2 separate regions of the Homo sapiens genome follow, and region 1 is linked to region 2. Evidence: read pairs that join two places in POLR2A ChIA-PET (ENCODE). Cell type or tissue: MCF 10A. All regions are shown on one strand. Links, peaks and the distances in the headings refer to the core of each region. The heading gives the core; the rest is flanking DNA.

Region 1 (4,400 bases), core at 255-4,254, 210 kb after region 2:
TTCTTGTTATTTTGAAATATCCAATAAATTATTTTGAACTGCATTGCCCTATTCTGCTACCAAATACAAGATCTTATTCCTTCTGTCTGTATTTTTGTACCCACTAACCAACCCCTCCCCTCCTATACGCAACTACTTTTCCCAGTCTCTGGTAACCATCATTCTTCTCTCTGCATCCATGAGATCAACCATTTTAGCTACCATGTATGAGTGAGAACATGCAATATTTGTCTTTCTGTGCCTGACAACAATTAAGTCTATTGTCAATGAATGTTACATCTGATTTATACAAATGGGTAAACAATTTTTATAGAGAAAAAATCTTGAGATATAGTATACAATTATCCTGACTTCTAATATACCAAGAATAACAAGTGAAAAGATTCAGTAAGTCTGGAGTAGGGTGTAGAGAGCTGTACTGCTATAACACTTTATAAGTAAGTCTTATGTGCATCCCCAATTGAGAGCTACTAGACTAGAAATACTACATTAAAATTAAAAGAATAAGGTTTCATCCAAGTACAATTTTAAATAATTACTAATATTATTACTGATTATGCAGTGGTTGCCTGAAATCATCAGCTCATTAGACAGGTAAAGCACTACCAGGATTCGTAAGTATAGGAAAACCTGACACAATTATTTCTTAGAGTTTTTATCAGTGTTATTCCTTAGGGTTAAAATATATTGTGGACAGTGAAAATATTGACAAATACCAGGGCTTCACCATAAAACATACAATTTCTGATAAATTAATATTAATAAAATTTTACCTATACAATGTTAGCACAGGGATGGCTAAATGTCTCTCTTGATTTGACAAATCTTCCCATGCAACTCATCAAACAAATCTAGTTAATTTCCAGCATCTCTCTTTTTATAAACTAAAAGAAACAATATCTGTAATTTTCCAGGGGCTATCTGGGAAATCTCAAAGATAGTTTTAGGTATAAAAGATGGCCTGAACGTTTTGTGGGCTTTTTTTTTTCTATATTTAGGACCCCTTTTTTAGAAAGTTAAAAATTTTTTTAATGCCAGAGGAAATTTGGACAGTTGGTTAAGATAGAATCATAGGTGTCTTAGAAACAATACTTGGTTGTCTATTTGATCACAGCAACAATAAGATGTATATAAAAAATAAACATGGATGGTAACAAAATTGAGAACCTTAGCTCTTTCAAAAGTTAGACTGAGGGCACAGCAGGATGGCCAGTAGAAGTCTCCACAGATCATCCTCGCAGCAGAAACACCACCTTTGACAACTATCTACACACAAAAAAAGCACCTTCATAAGAAGAAAAAATCAAGTGAGCAATCACAGTACCTGGTTTTAAACTTCCTATCACTGAAAGAGGCACTAAATAGGGTAGGAAAGACAGTCTTAAATTGCCTAAATTACCCCTCCCCTCTCCCCCTGCAGCAGTCTTACAGCACAGAGAGAGAATCTGTGCACTTGGGGAAGGGAGAGTGCAGTGACTGTGGGACTTTGCATTGGAAATCAGTGATGCCAACACCAGGCAGGACTCAGCCAATGCCCACGGAGGGAGCATTTAGACCAGCCATAACCAGAGGGGAATCATCCATCCCAGGGGTTCGAACTTGAGTTTTGACAGGCCTCCCCACCATGGGCTACAGCGCTCTGGGGTTCTAAATAAAGTTCTAAATAAAGTTGAAAGGCTGTCTAGGCCACCAGTCCTAGTGCTGTGCTAGGTTCAGAGCCAGTGGAGTTGGAGGGCACTCAACCTAGTGAGACACAAGCCAGGGTGGCTAAGGGAGCACCTGCATCATTGCTCCCCCAACCCCAGGCAGCACAACTTGCAGCTCTTAAAGAAACCCCTTCTTTCTGCTTGAGGAGAAGAGAAGGAAAAGAAAAGAGGACTTTGTTTTGCAACTTTGATACCAGCTCAGTCAAGGCAGGAAAAGACACCAGTCAGAGTCGTGAGAGCCCCACTAGAGGACCAAGCTCCCAGATGACATTTCTCGGCATATCCTGGGCTGGGAGGGAACCCACTATCTTGAAAAGAAGAAACCAGTCCTGGCAGTATTCATTACCTGCTGACTAAACAGCCCTTCAGCTCTGAATAATCAGTGGTGATAACCAGGTAGTACATGCTGTGGACCTTGGGTGAGACTCTGAGACATGCTGGTTTCAGGTGTGACCTAGCATATTCACAGCTCTAGTGACTACAGGGAGAGACTCCTTCTGCTTGAGAAAAGTATGAACTCAGCCACAGTGGGGAAAAGTACCAAGTGGGCTCTTGGGATCCCCAATTCCAGGCCTTGGCTCTTTTATGGCATTTCTGGACATACCCTGCACCAGAGGAGGGCCCACTTCCCTGAAGGATGAGTCACAGGCCTGGCAGCATTCACCACAATATGACAGAATAGCCCTTGGGCCTTAAGTGAACATTGGCAGTACCCTGGAAGTACTCCCTGTGGGCCTGAGGTGGTGGTGCACACAGGGAAACATTCCTCTGCCTGGGGTAAGGGTAGGGCAGAGTGGAAAGGACTTTGTCTTGTAGTTTCAGTGCCAGTTTAACTGCAGTAATAATAGAGCACCAGGTAGATTTCTAAAGTTTCCAGCTCCAGGCTGGCTCCAAGATGGCATCTCTGAATCCACCCAAGACTCGAGGGAACTTACTGTCACCCCAAAGAGAAGAACACAATTCTGGCTGCTCCACCACCTGCTGAGTGTAGCACACTAGAGCCTTAAATGAACATAGGTGGTAGCAAAGTAGTGGTTTCACAGTGCCTTGGGTGAGACCCAGTGCTGTATTGGCTTCGGGTCTGACTCAGCACAGTCCCACTGGTAGTGGCTACAGCGGTGCTTGTGTCACACATCCCCCAGCTCCATGCAGCCCAGCACAGAAAGACTTTATTTGTGTGAGAGAGGTAAGGAAAGAGAACAAGAGTCTCTGCCTTATAATTTAGAGAATTCTTCTAGATCTTACCCAAGACCACAAAGCTGGTACCTCTATGAGTCTGCAAGAACCACAGCATTACTGGGCTTGGGGTGACCCCTAAAGCAGATAAGGCTGCAGTAGCCAATAGCTTAGATCACAACACCCAAATCCCTTCGAATACCTGAAAAGCTTTCCCAAGAGGTACAAGTACAAACAAGCCCAGACTGAGAAGACTGCAATAAATACCTAACTCTTTAATGCCCAGACACTGACGAACGTTCAAAAGCATCAAGAACATACAGGAAAACATGACCTCACCAAATGAATTAAATAAGCCACCAGGGGCCAGTCCTGAAGAAACAGATATGTGACCTTTTAGATAGAATTTAAAATATCTGTTTTGAGGAAACTCAAAGAAATTCAAGATAACATGGAGAAGGAATTCAGAATCCTGTAAGATAAATTCAATAAAGATATTAAATTATTTAAAATAATCAAGCAGGAATTCTGGAGTTAAAAATGCAATTGACATACTGAAGAATGCATCAGAGTCTCTAGAAGAATTGATCAGGCAGAAGAAAGAGTTAGTGAGCTTGAAGATAGGCTATTCAAAAATACACAGAGGAAACAAAATAAAAAAGAATAAAGAATGCAGCACAACTACAAGATCTGGAAAGTAGCCTCAAAAGTGGAAATCTAAGAGTTATTGGCCTTAAATAGAAAATAAAGAGAGAGATAGAGGTAGAAAGTTTATTCAAATAACAGAGAACTTCCCCAAACTAGAGAAAGATATCAATATCCAAATATGAGAAGGTTATAGAATGCCAAGCAGATTTAACCTCAAGAAGACTATCTCAAGGCATTTAATAATCAAACTCCCAAAGATCAAGGATAAAGAAAAGATCCTAAAAGCAGGAAGAGAAAAGAAACAAATAACATACAATGGAGCTCCAAAACACCTGGCAGCAGACTTTTCAGTGGAAACCTTTCAGGTCAGGAGAGAGTGGCATGACATACTTAAAGTGCTGAAGGAAAAACACTTTTATCCTAGAATAGTATATCCAGTGAAAGTAGCCTTTAAACATGAGGAGACATAAAGACCTCCGGACAAACAAAAGCTGAGGAATTTCATCAACACAAGAACTGTACTATAAAAAATGCTGAAGAGATTTATTTAATTTGAATGAAAAAGATGTTAACAAGCAACAAGAAATCATCTAAAGGTGCAAAACTCACTAGTAATAGTATACAGGAAAACATAAAATATTATAACACTGTAATTGTGGTATGTATACTACTCATATCTTAAGTAGAAAGGTGAAAAAAATGAACTCATTAAAATAATAACTACAACAACTTCAAGAAATAGAAATATAAATAGAATAAGATATAAATAGAAACAACAAAAACATAAAAAGCAGAAAGGTGAAATTAAAGTGTTGAATTGTATTAGTTTTCTTTTTGCTTATTTGTTACTTTGTTTATGCAATCAGTGTG
Region 2 (4,400 bases), core at 279-4,278:
TCAGGGTCCTTTCCCCGCAATGCAAATTCACTGTGTGTCTGGCTACACTGCCCTGGGTTCCAACTCCTGAGCCTCAGGGGTTCTGAAAACACACAGGTCTCCAAACCTCTTCTTTCTGATCCTTGGGTTACATATTTCCCCAATAAATCTTGTACCATCTGCCTACTCTGAAGTTGTGAAATTCATAGTCATCCATTCTACCAAAGAGTTATAGTACATGCACATATACATACACACAGAATTTACACAAATGTACACATTGTTTCCCTCTTAATTTCTTCCTTTTGCTGGGAGATTAGGTCTGGTGTTCACATTGAATGTATTATTGCTTCTGTAAGCCATGTGGATTGAATTTCTCTCATAATGGATTTTCTGAAAGCAAAAGTATTAATTCCAATTACCTGTTTATTTCTCAAGTGGCAATACCTGCTCTTAACCCAAAGGGCATAATGTTACTGCACAAATATGCCTATCAGCTGAAGATAATATCTCAGGGGAGGTTGCTCAGGAAGTTTCCAGGCCTCCAGATAAGCTCCTTATTTGGGAGGATCCTCCAGACAGCCAGCCTCTGGAGTGCAACCAAGCAGGGATCAGGGGCTAGGGTTTGTTTACACAGATCTCTAATCCCTGAGCCCAGGGTCTCTGGTAGTTTCTTTGTGAAAGCAAGGTTTTTAGTTCACAAACTTGAACCATTGTTACTCAAGCTTGTCTTTGGTCACTCAGTCATCTTTCCACCCAGCATTATATAAATGCTCCTCCAATCATCTGCAAGCAGGAAGGGGTAATGTTAGCTATTGGCTGGGAGTTCCAGATGGTCACTGGGGCAAACTGGAGACCTTTATGGAGTTGAGGAGACTCTTATGGAGTTGAAGGGGCTTGCAGGTATGATTTAAAGAGCAGGAAGTCTAAGGGAGGAGTTCACACCTGTTCTTTATCTTTTGCTAAGAAACCTCCATATTATGGCCATCAGGTAAAGAGGCAGGCCATTTCTCAGATTAGAAAGAACCATTTTCCATAGTAAAGGCAGACCCAATTTCCTCTGAATGGTATGCACTCATAGCATGCCTTCTGGCCATGAGACTTCATGATGAATATTTCAGCCTGCTCATAAGAGCTGGGGAGGATCTATTGGGTATTAATATTTACTATGTACCAGGCACAGTTCTAATTGTTTACAGATTTTAACCCTTTTAATCCACAGGAGAGGAATCTGGCAGAGATATTCTTATTAACCCCATTTGATAAATAAAGAAACTAAGGCACAGGGAGTTAGTAGCCTGCTCTGTGTTTCACGGTGAAAAAGTGTGGCAGAGGCAGGATTTGGACCCAAACAGTCTGGCTCCAAAGTCCAGGCTTCACGGGGGCACATACTGCCCTTCCAGACATCTCTGTCCCCTCAGGGTGACCCCCAACTTATCCTTCCAAGTCCGTCTCCCTACTCCTCTGTAGTAAAACTGGAGTATTCACTCTTTTCTGAACAAAATCTGTTTTCCCCACCTGTGTGTCCTCTCATGCCCATCTCCACACCCCATTCCCACCTGTAAATCTCTCATCAGTTTTGGGGAGAGTCCATCTCAAAGATACTATCAAAACAAAAGAAACTAACATTTGCTAAGCTCCTGTTACCTTTTGGGTTTTGTGCTGAGGAAACTCACATAAAATATTTTATTTAATTGTCAGTCTAACTCTTTGACATAGGATAATTTCCTCATTTTCCAAATAAGAAAAAGCTCTCAGATGAGTACCCTGCTCAGCTGTAAAGAGCAGTACTGGGCTGACTGCAGCTGTCCACAGTGGTGCCTTAAGCATTAAGGGTGTCCTCCCTTTAGCTTGGTCCTCCCACGTAGCACTTTGTGCAGCTCTCACGACACTTCTTTGTACCTTATAGGTATTTGTGGAATACTCCTATAATACGACTTCTGTAGCAGGAATTGTATCATGCTCCTTTCTTCCCTGGGGTGTCCAGCCTAGTCCTTTGTACCTAGGCTAATTAATAAGTATCTGTGTAACTGAATGAAACTGGATGGAGGATTAGGGAGGCAGGCATTGTGGAGGAGACAGGCTCAGTCTTGCCAGCTTCAACACTTCTTCCAAGTTCCTAAATAATGAGCTGTCAAGTTTCCTTGAGTTGCTAAGCCTTTTGGGAAGGAAAAAGTGAACTGAAACAAGCAGCTACGTGCCTCAATCCACCAGAATAGGAAGCTCCTGCTTTCAGACATGACGAGTCTCCAAAATATGTGGTGTTAACTCCAATCGCGCACATCTAGCACAACTTGTGACTGCACAGGCGTGTGCAAACGAGCTCAGGAGTAGAGACATTCTAACCCAAATGTGACAGAATACATTAAAACACCACAAAAGCAACTTAACTTGAATATTACATGGCTCCTACAAAAGAAAATAATTTGCCTGGTAACTTTCTTTTATCAAATGCCATGTTTTTACTTAAATGTGTCTATTAATTAGCCTCAGTTTGTTGTATGCCAGTTGTGTAAGTTATTAGCTGAGGAGTGCAAGGTACCATGTCTGTTCCACCATTGCTGGATCCTAAGTTCCTGAAAATGAACAAAACAGGACAAAACAAATATTTCCTTTTCTATTTCTGCTGCCTTCTTCTCTCTCATTCTGAAGCAGGGGGCTGAGAGTTATAAAGATAATCCAGCCATTAAGCAAAAATAGTTTTAAGTACCAGCCCTCTTTATCTTGCTCTGATTCCAAATGGCTGAAAAACAGGAGAGGCTTTAAAATCCATAAAGTTGATGATACAGTTGCCAATAAAGTACTGGAGAAAGAGAAGAAATAACTTAGCTTACATTTTATCCTCTATATAAAAATGGTTATAGGGCAGTCAAGGCAGCATGGCGTGGGAGAAATTGGATTTCAATTGATCAAAAGGCTGGATCATAAATTTGAAAGGGGAAATACTGGATGCAGGGAGACCAGGAGATGAGTTATGGCAGTAGTTTTATAAAAGATGATAAGGACACCCCAAATCAGTGTTAGAAGGAATTATCATTTGGGAGGTGCTGGGAAAGGGTTGGTAGTCAACTGGATGAGGATTGGTGAGGAATCAAGGGCCATTCCCTATCTGACTCTTGGGTGAACAGTATCACCACCAATCGACTCCAGGGTAGCAGGAGGTGGAACAGCTTAGAGTTGCTTGCTGCAGTTTCCTGGTAAAGTAGGGAGCAATGTCACTGGCTACTAATGAGAGGAGAGCAAGTATGTTAGGTTCTTGAGGATAGTGGAGGTCTACAATGGTAACTGAATACAGAGAAGTTACTGACCAAAGGAAACGAAAAGAGAGAAGGGCAGAACCGGAAAACACACACTGGTGGAGAAGTATGACTTTCTAGCAGTGTTCCATTGGCCAGCTGTAAGAAGAGAGAGAGCAGAGTGTGACAGCAATAAATACAGAATAAGCTTCATTAAAGGAGATCTGTCAGATGACCTTGATGTTTACTTGGTCTAACATACTCTTGATTGCCAAAGTCTTTACTGAGATAGTCAGATAATAACTACTCAGGCCAGATACTGACCCACACTATTTGTGTTTTCAACTAATCAGTGTATAAACTAATACATTTAGAGTAATCAACGTGAGAAGGATTTGAGGGAGCTAGGACTGGAAGCAAGGAGACTAGCCAGGGGCAGTCCATGCAAAAGATAAAGTTCTGATCCAATGCAATATTAGTTGGGACATAACTCAGGATTTTATGAAGCCAACAAGAATGTTTTTTGTTTTGTTTTGTTTTGTTTGTCTGTTTTAATGTATGACTGAGTCCCCAAAAGAAAAGTGAAGACATAGCATTTTTTTTATTATACTTTAAGTTTTAGGGTACATGTGCACATTGTGCAGGTTAGTTACATATGTATACATGTGCCATGTTGGTGCGCTGCACCCACTAACTCGTCATCTAGCATTAGGTATATATCCCAATGCTATCCCTCCCCCCTCCCCCCACCCCACAACAGTCCCCAGAGTGAGATATTCCCCTTCATGTGTCCATGTGATCTCATTGTTCAATTCCCACCTATGAGTGAGAATATGCGGTGTTTGGTTTTTTGTTCTTGTGATAGTTTACTGAGAATGATGATTTCCAATTTCATCCATGTCCCTACAAAGGACATGAACTCATCATTTTTTATGGCTGCATAGTATTCCATTGTGTATATGTGCCACATTTTCTTAATCCAGTCTATCATTGTTGGACATTTGGGTTGGTTCCAAGTCTTTGCTATTGTGAATAATGCCGCAATAAACATACGTGTGCATGTGTCTTTATAGCAGCATGATTTATAGTCCTTTGGGTATATACCCAGTAATGGGATGGCTGGGTCAAATGGTATTTCTAGTTCTAGGTCCCTGAGGAATCACCACACTGACTTCCACAATGGTT

What was found. ChIA-PET counts read pairs that join two places held together with the same protein. Peaks named below come from ENCODE experiments on the same cell type or tissue, not always from the same donor. Only the 100,000 strongest peaks of a DNase experiment are listed, where the experiment ranks them.
Region 1: POLR2A ChIA-PET joins it to region 2 with 27 read pairs; 1 of 35 experiments calls an interaction of 5 or more read pairs at or near these places.

Annotation. Positions count from the first base shown.
Region 1 is chr12:46,906,342-46,910,741 of GRCh38, forward strand. No RefSeq gene overlaps it. Among named protein-coding and RNA genes, the nearest start is that of SLC38A4, 83 kb to the left of the region's middle. In MCF 10A, for the core only: no CTCF peak of the experiment used is centred there; a DNase peak (open chromatin) is centred at 2,370.
Region 2 is chr12:46,700,987-46,705,386 of GRCh38, forward strand. No RefSeq gene overlaps it. Among named protein-coding and RNA genes, the nearest start is that of SLC38A4, 120 kb to the right of the region's middle. In MCF 10A, for the core only: no CTCF peak of the experiment used is centred there; a DNase peak (open chromatin) is centred at 2,135.